Linked DNA regions of Homo sapiens: region 2 is linked to region 1. A link is a contact called in ENCODE Hi-C or POLR2A ChIA-PET data. All regions are on one chromosome and are shown on one strand. The core of a region is the stretch at or near the end of the contact, and the rest is flanking DNA. Distances in the headings are between cores, read along the strand shown.

What was found. A loop is a pair of places that touch in the nucleus more often than their neighbours do. ChIA-PET counts read pairs that join two places held with the same protein, here RNA polymerase II (POLR2A). Pooled maps may share reads with other maps.
Region 2: a map of PC-9 shows a loop between it and region 1 (2.0-fold over the local background). The contact joins the enhancer-like site here to the promoter of MAGI1-IT1 in region 1. A Hi-C loop is called at or near these places in 3 of 168 maps with a recorded cell type or tissue (PC-9, cardiac septum and mammary epithelial cell) and 2 of 50 pooled maps. POLR2A ChIA-PET finds 5 or more read pairs at or near these places in 8 of 52 experiments (Caco-2, H1, HEK293 and 4 more).

Annotation. Positions count from the first base shown.
Region 1 is chr3:65,950,944-65,958,375 of GRCh38, reverse strand. It overlaps MAGI1-IT1 (MAGI1 intronic transcript 1), which reads left to right and starts at 3,818. Exons shown (of 3, transcript NR_145422.1): 1 at 3,818-3,936. All of the region lies in intron 1 of MAGI1 (membrane associated guanylate kinase, WW and PDZ domain containing 1), which reads left to right.
Region 2 is chr3:66,007,015-66,014,446 of GRCh38, reverse strand. All of the region lies in intron 1 of MAGI1 (membrane associated guanylate kinase, WW and PDZ domain containing 1), which reads left to right. It overlaps LOC124900543 (a long non-coding RNA gene), which reads left to right. Exons shown (of 2, transcript XR_007095951.1): 1 at 1-7,432. Among named protein-coding and RNA genes, the nearest start is that of MAGI1, 28 kb to the left of the region's middle. RefSeq lists a silencer at 3,259-3,553 and enhancers at 3,074-3,666, 4,581-5,081. Within about 2 kb of position 3,471, at least 7 of the 41 ENCODE cell types and tissues checked have a DNase peak (open chromatin) inside an H3K27ac peak, as active enhancers do; they include PC-9, where a contact is called at or near this core.

The sequences.
Region 1 (7,432 bases), core at 2,569-5,068:
ATTGGATGTGAACAGAGTTTAAAATGTTGCTGAGTTGAACATTGGAGGGTGAAGGGATTTCTCCATAGAGTTGTTCCTGCATGTTAAGAATATTGAGCTAAATTTAGAATGTCTTACACTGTACCTATTTTTTCCTGTGTAAGTCTCAAAAACTTGATTTAGACTTGAAGGTTTTATGAATGTCCCTACTTTTTTGTTTTAAGAGGGAGGAAGAGGGAAGGAGAGGGAGGTCATTTGATTGAGAAGGGCATAAATCGCAGTGGATGAGTTACCACAAAGTCAGTCCATATGGGTTACAACAGTTCAATCAAGAACTAGGCCAGGCGCGGTGGCTCACACCTGTAATTCCAGCACTTTGGGAGGCTGAGGCGGGTGTATCACCTGAGGTCAAGAGTTAGAGACCAGCCTGAACAACATGGTGAAACCCCCTTTCTACAAAATTAGCTGCGCGTGGTGCTGCATGCATGTAATCTCAGCTACTTGGGAGGCTGAGGCAGGAGAATCACTTGAACCTGGGAGGCAGAGGTTGCAATGAGCCAAGATCATACCACTGTACTCCAGCTTGGGCAACAAGAGCAAAACTCCATCCCAAAACAAAACAAAACAACAACAACAACAACAAAGAACTAAAACATAATAGCAACCAGGAAGCCCCCGGGTAGGCTCGCTCCCTGGTAACCATTGTCCTGACCTCTATTCCCATTTTCTTGTTTTGGAACTTTGTACAGATAGATTCACTCAGTATGGATTCTTTTATACCTGACTTCATTTCCTCAACATTGTATTGAGATTTGTCCATGTCGCATGTAGCTGTAGTTCATTCCTTTTTCTTTTCTTTTTCTTTTTTTTTTTTTTGAGATGAAGTCTTGCTCTGTGGCCAAGGCTAGAGTGCATTGGTGCAATCATGGCTTATTGCAGCCTCCACCTCCCAGGCTCAAGCGATCTTCCCACCTCAGCGCCGCGGGTAGCTGGGACTACAGGCATGTGCCACCATCCTCAGCTAAATTTTTTTTTTTTTTTTTTTTGTAGAGACAGGGTTTTGCCATGTTATCCAGGCAGGTCTTGAACTCCTGGCCTCAAGTGATCTACCCATCGACGCCTCCCAAAGTACTGTATTATAGATGTGAGCTAGTGTGCCCAGCCCATTTTGACTTCTGTATAATACTATAGCATGCATATATCTACATTTACTCATGTGTCCTACTTTTGATGAGATTTGTGTTGCTTGTAGTTTGGACTATTACAAATTATTATACTGTCATTATGCCTTTTGGTATATATGTATTTTCATTTCTCTAGGGTATGCCTCAGAGTGGACTTGTAGGATTGGGTTAGACTATGCATTTTTCTAATCCCAATAACATAATTTTTTTTGAGAAGGATTCTCACTCTGTCACCCAGGCTGGAGTGCAGTGACGTGATCTTGGCTCACTGCAGCTTCTCCCTCCACGGTTCAAGTGATTCTCCTGTCTCAGCCACCCAAGTAGCTGGGATTACAGGTGTGTGCCACCATGCCAGGCTAATTTTTTTGCATTTTTTATATAGAGATGGGGTCTCATCATGTTGGCCAGGCTGTTCTTGAACTTCTGACCTCAAGTGGTCCTCCCGCCTCAGCCTCCTGAAGTGCTGAGATTACAGGTGTGAGCCACCATGCCCTGCCTTCAATAGGTAATTTTAAGCAGTGTTCCAGCTCTTCTAGTTTATGTTACCACGAGTAGTCTATGGGTTTCCATTATTTAACGTCCTTGTCGGCGCTTGGTATTGATGATCTTTTAATTTTAGCCACCTGAAAGTATGCCTACTTTGAATTTTTTAAATTTCTGTGTTTCACTGTAAAGAAATGAGAGTGAGGTTTAGAGCCAGAAACTCTGAATGAGTTTAGCTTTAACCCTGGTTGAAGGGCTACTAGGTGATCATTTGAATCCTTAACTGAAGGTGGGGCCATTTTGTTAGACTTCACCCTACAGAATCTCACACACCAAGGTCCAAATGCCGGTGGCAGGCTATGTAAACCTACATAGTTATTTACCTCTTTGAGACTCAGTCTCCTTATCTGCAAAGGGATGTCATTTTAAATTCCTCACCGAGTTGGTATGAAGAGCATCAGTCATTCCACCAAAAAGCACTTAGTTCCTGGCCCATAGTTATTATCAAACAGTGAGTCACAGGAAGATGCGGCTAGCTACATTGCTGTAGAATACTCTTATATTTATTTTAGTTTATCTATTTTTAGGGGAAACAAAGTTATTTCACCCAGAGCATTAGACGTCAAAAGTCGATATATCCTTTCTGGAACTGCCTTGTTTGTTTGATGTCCTGGTGTTTTGAAGGCTGGCATGTTTATGGCCGGGCAGAACCATAAACACTCCTTCGGCCCAGGGCTGCCCTGGATTTGTGTATATTTCATACATGGGCAGTGGAGAAGGAAATCATCTTCAGCTTGTGTTTTGACACAGAGAAGTTTTGCTTTTCGTTTATCTACTCTCTGCATCCTCCACCGAAAACAAACAGAACACTCTGGCATGGGTAAATATTGTGACTGGCGGCCTCAGTGGTGTTGTTTTTCCCTTTGCTACAATTGCTGAGAGACTGATGGTGGCATTGTAGAAGATCCATGGTTGTCATTCTGATACTTCAGCCAGAACCATAGCAGTTCTGGAAATGAAAAAGTGAAGTAAAGAAAAATAAGAATTACAAGACAATTTTTTTTTTCCAAGGGAAATTGTAAGGCATTTCAAGGATGGAAAGGCAAAAATGTTATATGGTTTTGCATTTCTTCTCCTAGCAGCGATATTCATCATGCCACCACTCCTGAGCCTTAGAATAGATAGACTCTTCAAAGACAGCTGAGCTTCATTTCAGGTGGGTTCCCTCCGAGCCTTCTCCTGCTTCATTTGCCCTGCTTAGTGAAACTCAGCTAGAATCAAGGTGCAACTGGTCTAGGAGGCTAGGAGAGGTGTAACCACTTACTATGTAGCCACTGAGAGTTTGGCCTGGTGGAATTTCATTTGCAATTAATTACGTTTATTTATTTATTTAGTTTTAAGAGGCAGTGTTGTCCAGGCTGGCCCTGAACTGCTGGGCTCAAGTGATCCTCCTGCTTTGGCCTCCCAAAGTTTTGGGATTACAGGCGTCAGCCACCACACCTGGCCAAGGTTATTTTTTATTAGCTTAAAAAGTTATTTACCTCTAACGTGTTTTCTTCGCTTCCCCCCTCCTCCCTGTCTCTGTGTTTCTCCCCATCTCTCATTCTCTCTTTCTGTCTCTGTCTCTCTCTTTCGGGAAGTTAAGTAAGGGAAGAAAGACCAGATGAGAGAGGTTAAAACTGCTGGGCTCTGATTTCACAAACAGGTAGTCTTTTGCTAACTGCATGATTTTGAGCAAATTCCTTCATTTTTCTAAGTCTCAATTCTTTCATCTCTCAGTGGAGGTAACAGTTGTACCTCTTTTGTTATGAGGGTTATGTTCAGAATGACAAATGTCAGAATTTGCACAAATAGCAACAGCTGCCCTTACCTGGCACTTCCTCAGTGCCAGGCACTGTTCTGAGTACCTGCTTGGTATATATCCCAGCAGCCCTGGGGGTTGGGGCCTGTGGTTTATAGGTGAAGAAACTGAGGCAGAGAGTGTTTAAGAAACTTGACTTAAGATTCCTCCAGCAACAAGTGGCAGAACTGAGATTGGAGTGCGAGGCTGTGTAGTCCAGAGTCGAGGTCCTCTGTCGCAGCACTGCCATTTCCCCGCCGTGCCGCCTGACAACACACCCCGCCCCTCCTCCTTCTCTCTGTAGATAACTATTTCAGTTTGGCATAACTTCCTTTGTAATTTGTAGCAACAAACCTGGGGTCAGACACTCCACTGCCTGTGCATCTTGCCTGTTTCCGGATCCGCCGTGTCACAGACATTTTCTATGTCAGTGCCTATGGCTCTACCCAGGTAAAAAATTAACCACCTTGGCAAGCGCTGCCCATGTCGCTCCTGCTTGCCGGGGCTGGCTTTCTTTCAGAGCAACCCCGTTCTAGCTGGCCTGCTGCCTAGGCCCTGGCTTTCTTTCCCACAAAATAGCTTCTGAAAAAAACTGTGGGAAACAAATGGCTTCAGAGGTTTTTAGAAACAGAAGTGCAAACTCTAACAAATTTCATCTGGCCCAAAAATGTTATTACCCAAAATCTTGAAAATATTTTCTTATAGGATTATTCCCCCAAGGTTGTTAATCTGAGAACGATCCAGGCCTAATAGGCCTGACTTTTTGCCCCCTGATGTTGGAGTCTTGAGTAGTTGAGTGCCGGAGTATGGGGGGTTGGGGTAAAAATATTCCTCTGGAGGAAATGAAGTCATTTTATTTAACATTATAGCTACCACTGGGACTCTATCATTTTAGAAAGGGAATGCCAGTTCACACAGCCAAATGAAGCTTTTAAATTAGTCCAAGAAACCTTTTAAAAGGTAGCACTAGGTTTTCAGTTCCACAAACATTTATTGAGTCTATCTGTCCTAAAGATTTTTGCCATAGTTAAATTTTACCTAACGAACATTGCCTTTCTAGATAAATGTTATTGTAACATTATCTGCTTCTCTCTTTCAGTGGTTGGCATTTTACTTTCGGTGCTACAGAGTGGCAGCAAGCTACACTGTTTCTGTGCTGAGGTTGTTGTCTGAGAGAGATTTATCTGGCCCTGTGAGCCCCGCACAGCAGGGAGACAAACCTTGATTTGTTCAGTGGAGGAAAGAATGTGGCCTTGTACACCTGCCTCCCTGGATACACCTGTAGGGCTGGTTTCCCTGCTGAAACCTCCCTGTGGAGCTCTTGACACTGGTGCAATTGGCTCAGCCCTGGCAACAGTGTCAACAGAAACTGGGCTCGGAGGGACCCAGGTTTCCGTGTCCTTCTCTTGCTGGTTAAATCCCAAGTATGTGTGTAATCGCTCTCAGGCTGGGGAGGTGAAGTTGAAACCTGGCTTATCACTGGGCCTAGATTCTCCTGTAGCATATTTTAGATAAGAGTGGAAAAAATGCCAGGCCCAGCATTAGCTGCCCTGAGACTGAGGAGCTTTGTTTTTCCTCATGAAGGCCTTTGGTTTCGTCTGGAAATCTGCCTGTGAATAGGCCAGAAGGTATAAAGGCAGCTGTCCTTACTTATCTAGTTTTAATTTTTCAGCAAGTGATTTGGAAGCAAGAATGAAGATTTGATCAGAACCTTTGCTCACTTGCAATGAGTAGAGTCTTGTTGCTTGTTTTCGTTTGGCATTGCCCTCCCTTTGAGAACACCATAGGCAGCTGCTCTCTGTTGGAATTCCAATTCTGTGACCTTGGGCAAATTACTTAACCTTTCCCTGAGCCTCAGTTGTCTCATCTGTAAAAGGGGGATAATAATAGTACTTGACTCATAGGTTGTATTAGGGATTGCAGAGTTAGTATTTGTAGTCCTTAGAACAGTATCTGCACATGGTAAGTGTTATGAAAGTGTTTGTCAAGACAAACAACAGGAAATACTTTGTACAGTTAATTATATGAAGTGCCAGTGATATTTATGTGGCTTTTTGTTGTTGTTTGTTTGTTTTTGAGATGAAGTCTCGCTCTGTCGCCGAGGCTGGAGTGCAGTGGCATGATCTTGGCTCACTGCAAGCTCCACCTCCTGGGTTCACGCCATTCTCCTGCCTCAGCCTCCCGAGTAGCTGGGACTACAGGCGCCCGCCACCACGCTTGGCTAATTTTTTGTATCTTTAGTAGAGATGGGGTTTTACTGTTTTAGCCAGGATGATCTTGATCTCCTGATCTCGTGATCCACCCGCCTCGGCCTCCCAAAGTGTTGGGATTACAGGCGCGAGCCACCGTGCCCGGCCTTATGTGGTCTTTCTGGTTGGTAAATATTCTAACACACACAAATTAATCATTAGATCAAAAGAATTGTGTTTTGGTACGTAGTTAAGGTGCTCTTTTCTTTTAAATATACACTCCTTGCTGTTCTTCCTGTTCCCTTTGCAGAGCAAAAGTATCGGAAAAAAACAAGTGCAAGCACTTCCTTCTAATATTGGTTTAGTTGTGGTCAAAAACAGGAATTATGAGTCATGAACACCAAATTGACAGGAATGAGCCAAGGCAAAATTACATCCTAAGGATGGGGGTCATCTTTGACAAACAGACACACAGATTCATCAGGCATTAAAACAGCATTCTTAACCTTGGAATCCACGGGTCCCCAAAAAGTCTGTCAGAGAAATAGGGGATCTGCAAATTTGGGTGGGCTAAGAGTTATCTATCTACACTTTCACTAACCCCTAACTGAATTTGAGCATTTCCTTGAATTATGAATGTAGGCAACAAACCACAGTGACAGAAGCAATACTTATGACTTTGTCGTCAGTAGGAATCTCAGATATTTTAATATCACATTGCAATCTCATTTACTCTTATCACTACAGTAGCTAATAGATTCACCATTATTTATTTATTGTTCTTCAGTGCCTTAAGAAAAAGCATGATTATTTAAGAATATTTTGCTCACTACAGTTCAGTATAATTAGGTTCCTTTGGACTCTTACATATTTTATTCATTTATAAACATTATTCTGAGGTAATAATAGTCATCACCAGACTGCCAAAGAACTCCATGCGTAAAAATGATTAAGGAGTTTTAAAGTTGAAGGCTTAAGCTGATTGGAATCTCTAGAGCTGTTCTGTCCAATAGAAATATAATGCGAACCACTTGTAATTTAAAATTGTCTGGTAGCTACTTTAAAAAGAGTAAAAAAGAAGTGAAATTAATTTTAATAATACATTTTATTCAATTAGATATATTTAAAATAATATTTCAACAGGTAGTCAATAATAAAAGTTACTTGTGAGATATTTGACGTGTTTTTCATACTGTCTTTGAATCAGATGCGTAATTTATACTTCAGAGTATATCTCCATTTCGATGCAACAGTTTCATTGGAAACATTTGATCTGTTTTTACGTTTAACAAAATTTCACTGAAAAAGTAGATTCAGGTGGTTCCAAACACAATGAAATGTTTTCCACTAACAGCATTGAGTATTTTCAATTTGAATCATTGAAGATGAAATAAAACGAGAAATTCAATTCTTCAGCCATGTGAGGTATATGACAAGTCCTCAGGGTCTGCTGGGGGTTACCATATTGGACCATGCAGCTCCAGAGCCTGACTACATGCAGAATTCTCTGGGAGGAGAAAACAGTGATTGAATGGATGCTTTGAATGCGGCCCAACATAAATTCATACATTCATGAACTTTCTTAAAACATTATGAGATTCTCTCTCTTTCCCTCTCTCTTTTCTTTTCTTTCCCTCCCACCTTCCTCCCTCCCTCCCTCCTTTCCTTCCTTCCTTCCTTCCTTCCTTCCTTCCTTCCTTCCTTCCTTCCTTCCTTCCTTCCTTCCTTCCTTCCTTCCTTCTCTTTCTTCTCACCAA
Region 2 (7,432 bases), core at 2,222-4,721, 56 kb before region 1:
GGATCTCTGTCCTGACATGTAAACAGATGATGATATATTAAATAAAAAAGTAAGAGACAGCATCTATAGGATGATCCCATTGTTATATCACAGCTACTGCTGACCTGGTTGGGTATGCTTGTGTGTGCCTTAAAAATAAAAAAAGATCTGGAACAACAAGGATATGTTCCCTGTGGCTACCTCTGAGAAGGGTGACCATATGTCTCGGTTTGTTTGGGAAATATCTGGTTTACACCTGTTGTTCTGGTATAATTATTAATAGTACCCTCTTTCAGTGTTTGGTGAACTGCTTTGGATGGTGAATTATGTGTTTACCCTACCTTCCTCTGAGGATTGGAATTGGGGCAAGAGAAATGGGAAATGGGCTGTGACATAGGTGACTCGTTGGTGTAGTTTACAGCAAGCAGGTATTATTTTTATGAGGGAAATTGAGGAAGATGGCCCTGATACATTATGTAGTGGTTCACTGCGGAGCCACCATTGCATGGTCTTTATCAGGGGAGAAGTTACCTTTTTTCTTTTCGTCAGGTGTATGAGTATCTCCGTTTTACTTAAATAAGTCTTCAGTCAAATCATTGACGATGTTTTCATTGTCTGAGAAAAGTGGGTAGCATTGGCCCTAACATGCTTTTTCAAATACCTAGTGGGGATGTTTGCATTTCTTTCTTTCTTTTTTTTTTTTTTTTGAGACAGAGTCTCACTCTGTTGCCCTGGCTGGAGTGCAGTGGTGCGATCTCAGCTCACTGCAAGCCTCACGTCCTGGGTTCAAGCCATTCTCCTGCTTCAGTCTCCCGAGTAGCTGGGACTACAGGTGCCCGCCACCACGACCAGCTAATTTTTTGTATTTTTAGTAGAGACGGAGTTTCACTGTGTTAGCCAGGATGGTCTCGGTCTCCTGATCTCGTGATCCGCCCACCTTGGCCTCCCAAAGTGCTGGGATTACAGGCTTGAGCCACCGAGTCTGGCCTCTATCTTTTTCTTTAATTTGGTTCCAAGGTAGTTGGATTGAAGTTCTTTTTTTTTTTTCTTTTTTTTTTTTTATTTGAGACAGAGTTTCACTGTATTGCCCAGGCTGGAGTACAGTGGTGCAATCTTTGCTCACTGCAACCTCTGCCACCTGGGTACAAGTGATTCTCCTGCCTCAGCCTCCTAAGTAGCTGGGATTACAGGCATGTGCCACCATGCCTGGCTAATTTTGTATTTTTAGTAGAGATGGGGTTTCTCCATGTTGGTCAGGCTGGTCTCAAACTCCTGACCTCAGGTAATCCACCCGCCTCGGCCTCCCAAAGTGCTGGGATTGCAGGCGTGAGCCGCTGTGCCCAGCCAGAATTGAAGTTCTTCTTTGGGAAAACAGCACACCTTTTTAAAAAATTTAAAACTGTGACCCTCCCCACCCCTGGGTTCCTCAAACATAAATTTAGACACAATAGGAGTTAAAATGATTAAATGAGCTACATGCAAACTATTGACCTAGAGTGGGCTTCAGAGTTGGCTAGGTTCCTCTTTTCTTTGCTTCCCAGTAAAACCCTAGAGGAAATGGGGATGGGTGGGAAAGAGCTGCAGTTAAAAAATAGCAGTGATTCAGATTTACCGGACATTACAGGGGCACTTCTGATGTGCCAGGCACTGTGCTAGATGATTTCACATCTGTCCCCTTATTTATTCTTTTTTTTTTTTTTTTGAGATGGAGTCTCACCCTATTGCCCAGGCTGGAGTGCAGTAGCACGATCTTGGCTTACTGCAGCCTCTGCTTCCCAGGTTCAAGTTGTTCTCCTGCCTCAGCCTCCCAAGTAGCTGGGATTACAGATGTGTACCACCATACCCAGCTAATTTTTGTATTTTTAGTAGAGATGGGGTTTCGCCATGTTGGCCAGGCTGGTCTCAAACTCCTGGTCTCAAGTGATCCACTCGCCTCAGGCTCCCAAATGGTTGTCTGTTTTTATCTCTCATCCATTTCTACCTCTGCTTTTCTGAAATTAGCTAGTTATTACTGAGTCTTAATATTTTTTTTTTGTTTCAAGGTAAGACTGGTGATATGGAACTTTTAATACTACCTCTTCTCATATTTATATTTATAGGAAAAACTTGGAATGAATGTTTACTGCATAAAGTATAGTTTGTATTATTCATGTTGAGTGGATCATGGTGTAATTCCTTTTTATTTGCCCTCTGCTAAAAAAATAATTTCTAAGATGTTACTTGATAACTTGTCCAAGAAAAGTTTACTTAAAAGTTTGACAGATTAAAGCCTGTATGCATCTGGAAGTTTGGTGTTTTGGGTTAACTGAGCATAGAATGTTTCAGTGGCTGTCATTCTTTTGAATTTGAAGGATGTAACTTTGAAATACCATTTTGTTGCCCATCCTAACTAAAACAAGCAAAAGCAAATCGATATAGACAAGGTTGTGTGATGTAGGGGGAGTTACAGCTAAGGAAAAAGGAAGTATTGGACATCTGTTGGGTATCCTATTGCCCTTTAAAAAAGTTAACTCATTTTTTTCGCTAGAATTGCATTTTACTTGACCTTGAAAAAAGGACAATCCAAATAACTTAATACTATTACCTGGCCATACTTCACTATCTCTCATTCCAGTTTTTTTTTTTTTTTTTGGTTCAGCATATTGTCTGGCTTCCTGGAAAGCAAACTCAGAGATGATTACCATATAGGACATTGGTTAGGGAATGCTTTTGGAATCAATTCCTGTTGAAGGAATTGGGCTGGAGGAGAAGTTAGGCTGTGAAGTCGTCTCAACCAAGGCCCAGCCGACCTGCAGGAAGCTCTGACATTGAGATGGTTCTTCAGTATTGTCCTGGGTTGGGATGATAGGGCAAGGCTTGTATACCCTCAAGTCAACAAGGATTGGAGGCGGCTGTTCTGGGAAGGCTATGTGACCTCAGGGAAGGTGACTCTCTGCAGCCAACACAAGTCTTGGAGGGGGATCCTGGAGGCGGGTGGCATAGTACAGCATAGTGTTCACTGCATGTGGGCATATGACATAGGGGTGTATGTTTGTGTGTGTGTAATTGGCTTAATAAGCACCACCTTCTTCAGTAACATGACCAAGAACACACATCTGGGAAGTGGGTGTGCTTGGATTTGAGCTCATGTTTGACTAGCTTTCAAACCTATCTTTTCGTCGCTCTAGGACTGTTGCAACGTTTGTTGTCGAGAAAAGAATACTTGGGCCGTTCCCTTTCATTTTCCCTTTGGCGCATTTATGTGTGCTGCCATGTGGGGACACCCTTGAAGTTAGCTGAATTGGCTTCCTCTGGTATCTCCAACCTTTTGTCACAGAGAGTTGAAAGGAAAGGTAAATTCTTTTGTCCTAAATGAATCATCAGCTGGAAGAAAAGTCTGAACTCTAGCCCTCTATTATATTCCCCAGCCAGGGATGACTTTGGGCAAATTGGTGTCCCTCCAGTTCCCTGGGAAGGCACTTGACTCAACAGGCCTCTTTCCATTTAAATACCACAGGTAACACTTGGCTTCCTCTGAGAAAGCTTTCAAGTCCTGCCCCTTTGCTTACAGCTGGCTGGCATTCTGTGTACCCACTACGGCACTAGGATGAGACCGGCCATAAAATATTTGCTCTATGCTTTTATCACTGCCTGGAAATCCTGAGGGCAAAGGTGCTTTGTAAACACCAAGTTGGTAGTGAGTGGTGTGCAGAAAATTTGGAAATAAACACAGTTCAGTTCATGTAGGGGTTATGGGACTTCTCCAAATACCACAAACTGGAAATTCTGAAAAGAAAGTTAGATTTTATCAAAATTTGGGTGTTTGGGATTTTCAAAGAGCTGTCCTACTAATGACATCAGAGCCCCATATAGCCAGAGAAAGCTTCGTTTCATTATAATGGTGTAAGTGAGGAACGCCTAGAAGTGTGCTTGTTTTCAGCCTCTTATCATCTGCCGGCCTGCACCCTGGTCAGAGGATCAGATTCTTTCAAGAGGCAGTTTCTTTCATTCAGCCTTTTACTTGAGTGAAGCAGGCTTGTTGGGCATCAGTGAATATCATGCTAAGAGTTCCGTAGTTCAAGGAGACCTAGAATAAGGGGGAAAGCACTTTGTGAATTGCCCAAGTTATTGCCTAGGGATATGCATATTGGGAGCCCTGAGGAGTGGCCAAGGCACCACAGAACAGAGACTCACACTCAGTACCTGAGCAGGCTCCTTACTTTCTGTATACTTTTTGTTGTAAAATGGAGTTAATAGCAGCACCCATTTCATAGTGTTATTGTGATGACTTACTAATACATGTGATGCTTAGCATTGCTTAATGTTGTGGCTAAGCATTTTCTATATGTTAGTCGTTATTGTTTTTAAAAATAAACAATGATTCTTTTTTTTTTTTTTTTTTTTTTTTTTTGAGACAGAGAGTATCACTTTGTCACCCAGGCTGGAGTACACTGGGACAATCTCAGCTCTCTGCAACTTCCACCTCCCGGGTTCAAGCGATTCTCCTACCTCAGCCTGCTGAGTAACTGGGATTACAGGCACCCACCAGCATACCCATCTCATTTTTGTATTTTTAGTAGAGACAGGGTTTCACCATGTTAACCAGGCTGGTCTGGAACTCCTGACCTCAAGCAATCCACCTGCCTCACCTATCTCGGCCTCCCAAAGTGCTGGGATTATGGATGTGAGCCACTGCACCCAGCCAACAATGATTCTTTTAGGTTGAAGAGTTAATGTGCTCATGAGGGCAGGTTGAGAACCACAGTGCTGTGTAAAGATATACATTTTTTATTGAACACCTACTATGTGTTAAGTTTCATGCTTAGAGCTTTGTAGACACTACTGTTTAATTCTCTCAGTAACATTATTATGTAGGTATCGTTAGGCATTCTTAGGAACCTTGGAAAGTTTACCTTGTGTAGGTAGTCAGGGGTAGAACCAGGTCTTGAATTCAGATATTCCTTACTTTTTTTATTTTGAGGCAGAGTTTTACTCTTGTCGCCCAGGCTGGAGTGCAGTGGCATGGTCTTGGCTCACTGCAACCTCGGTCTCTGGGGTTCAAGTGATTCTCCTGCCTCAGCCTCCCGGGTAGCTGGGATTACAAGCACCGGCCACCACGCCCGGCTAATTTTTGTATTTTTAGTGGAGACGGGGTTTCTCTGTATTGGCCAGGCTTATCTCGAGCTCTTGACCTCAGGTGATCCGCCTGCCTCCCAAAGTGCTGGGATTATAGGCGTGAGCCACCGCACCTGGCCGGATATTCTTTATTTTTAAGAATCTGAAGTACTATGCATCACTCCCTCCAATGTCCTGGGGCAGCCACCAGGCATATTCATCTTTGTGTGTGTTTTTCTTTTGCTTTAGCACTGGGGCACTTCTTGCTTATTTCTTTGGTAGGAAAGGGGCTCAGTTTGTCTTGTGGGGTTGGTGGCAGGCAGGCCGGCTTACGCCTGATACGGCCCTGGGTTAGAAGGGAAGGGAAGATAAACTTTTATACAAATGGGGATAGCTGGGGTCTGAGACCTGCTTCCTCAGTAAAATTCCTGGGATCTGCCTATACCTTCTTTTCTCTAACCTGGCATACCCTGCTTAAAGCCTCTCAGGGCTTCTCTCTGTTCTTAGGATCAAAGTATTTAGAGCTACAAGAGCCCTCATGGTCTGGCCCCTGCCCCCCGGCCAGCTTCATTGTACATGTGGTGTTCTCTTGTCGTTCCTGTAATGTGGTATGCCATGGGGTCTTTGCACAAGCCTTTCCTCTTTGGCTGGACACTGTTCCCTGCCCCCCCATACTCTTCCTACTTAATATGTAGTCATCCTGCAGATTTCAATTCTAACATCATTTTCTCCAGGGATCCTGGCCTGACAGAATCTCATCTTGTTTAATGCTCTCATAAGACCACTTGTTTCCCTTTTGCAGCACTTGCCACTCAGTTGTATCTTTATGTGCGTTTGTGGTTGTATGGGTTGTGTCTGTTCCCCAGAATGCCCAGCTCTGAGCTGCGTGAGGGTCAAGGGCATTGCTGTGCCTGCCAGGTATAGTGCCTACATGTGGTGGGTGCTCATGTTTTAGAGACTAAATGGAGGAGGAGATGAGGAAAAGATTGAAATCTCTCGGTTCACCAGATGGTGTAGGGCCCAGCATTGTAAATTCACACGTTGACTGTGCTTGTGAATTATCTGGGGATGCAGGTCCTGATTCAGTAGGCCCAGGTTGGGCATCTCTAACAAACTCCCACGTGATGCTGATGCTGGTCCTATGAACTATACTAAATAGTAAGAATCTATGGAGCCAGGCTGGGCATGGTGGCTCACACCTATGATCCCAGCACTTTGGGAGGCTGAGGCAGGCTGATCACCTGGAGTCAGGATTTCAAGACTAGCGTGGCCAACATGGTGGAACCCCATCTGTACTAAAAATACACAAATTAGCTGGGCATGGTGGCACATGCCTGTAGTCCCAGCTACTTGGGAGGCTGAAGCAAGAGAATCGCTTGAACCTGGGAGGCGGAGGTTGCAGTGAGCCGAGATCAGGCCACTGTATTCCAACCAGGGTGACAGAGTGAGACTCTATGTCCAAAAAAAAAAAAAAAAAAAAAATCTATGGAGCCAGATAAGCTCCAGAGGACTAGTGTGTGGGGCACACATTCTTCCCTCCTCCAATTTAGTATCTTTCCTTCTCTTCTGCCCTAAGGAAAGTATAGCAAATACACTGAAATGGTTATTGCTGTACTAGGGCTCATCTCACTTATGAGCTATGTTCCTTGTTGTCTGCAGTATATTTTCTTGTTTGAGTCAAGCCCATCCATATTACTGCTACCAGTTCCCTTGATAAATGGTCCTGAAATGTTTCCTCGGAAGCATCAGCAACAGACCTACTGACAACAGCTGCTTAGGATGCAGTTAAGGAATTTCTCTTCAGCCTTGCACCATTTCCCTTATCCTGCACATTTATGCTCTTGAGTTTCCTCTTCCTCGCTCTCCTCCTCCTCACTAGAGTTGGACTGTGTTGGTGACATGCTGTGTCCAAGTGTTTAGAGTCAATTCCTGATTTCTCAGGCAGCGATTAGATTTTGAGTGTGTTGCTCAGCTTTCCTGCTTTTTGGCTTCCTAATTCTTCTGTTTACAACTTGATTCTTACCTGTTAATGATATAGGAAAAGAGACAGTGTGTCATTGGGAAGATAGGATCGCCGTGGGGCTTAAAGGAGACAATGAGATAGAACTGATAAAGTTCTACCGAGGCAGGTCCAGGGACTCCTTCCCTCTTGAGCGCCATGGGACCCAGCATCTGCACTGTACCCTGAGTGTAGTCAAGCTTAATAGACTTTACGTGACATATGTGATCTTCAGGCCAGGTGTGGTGGCTCACACCTGTAATCTCAGCACTTTGGGAGGTCGAGGTGGGAGAATTGCTTGAAGCCAGGAGTTTGAGACCAGCCTAGGCAACGAAGTGGGACTCTGTTTCTACATAAATA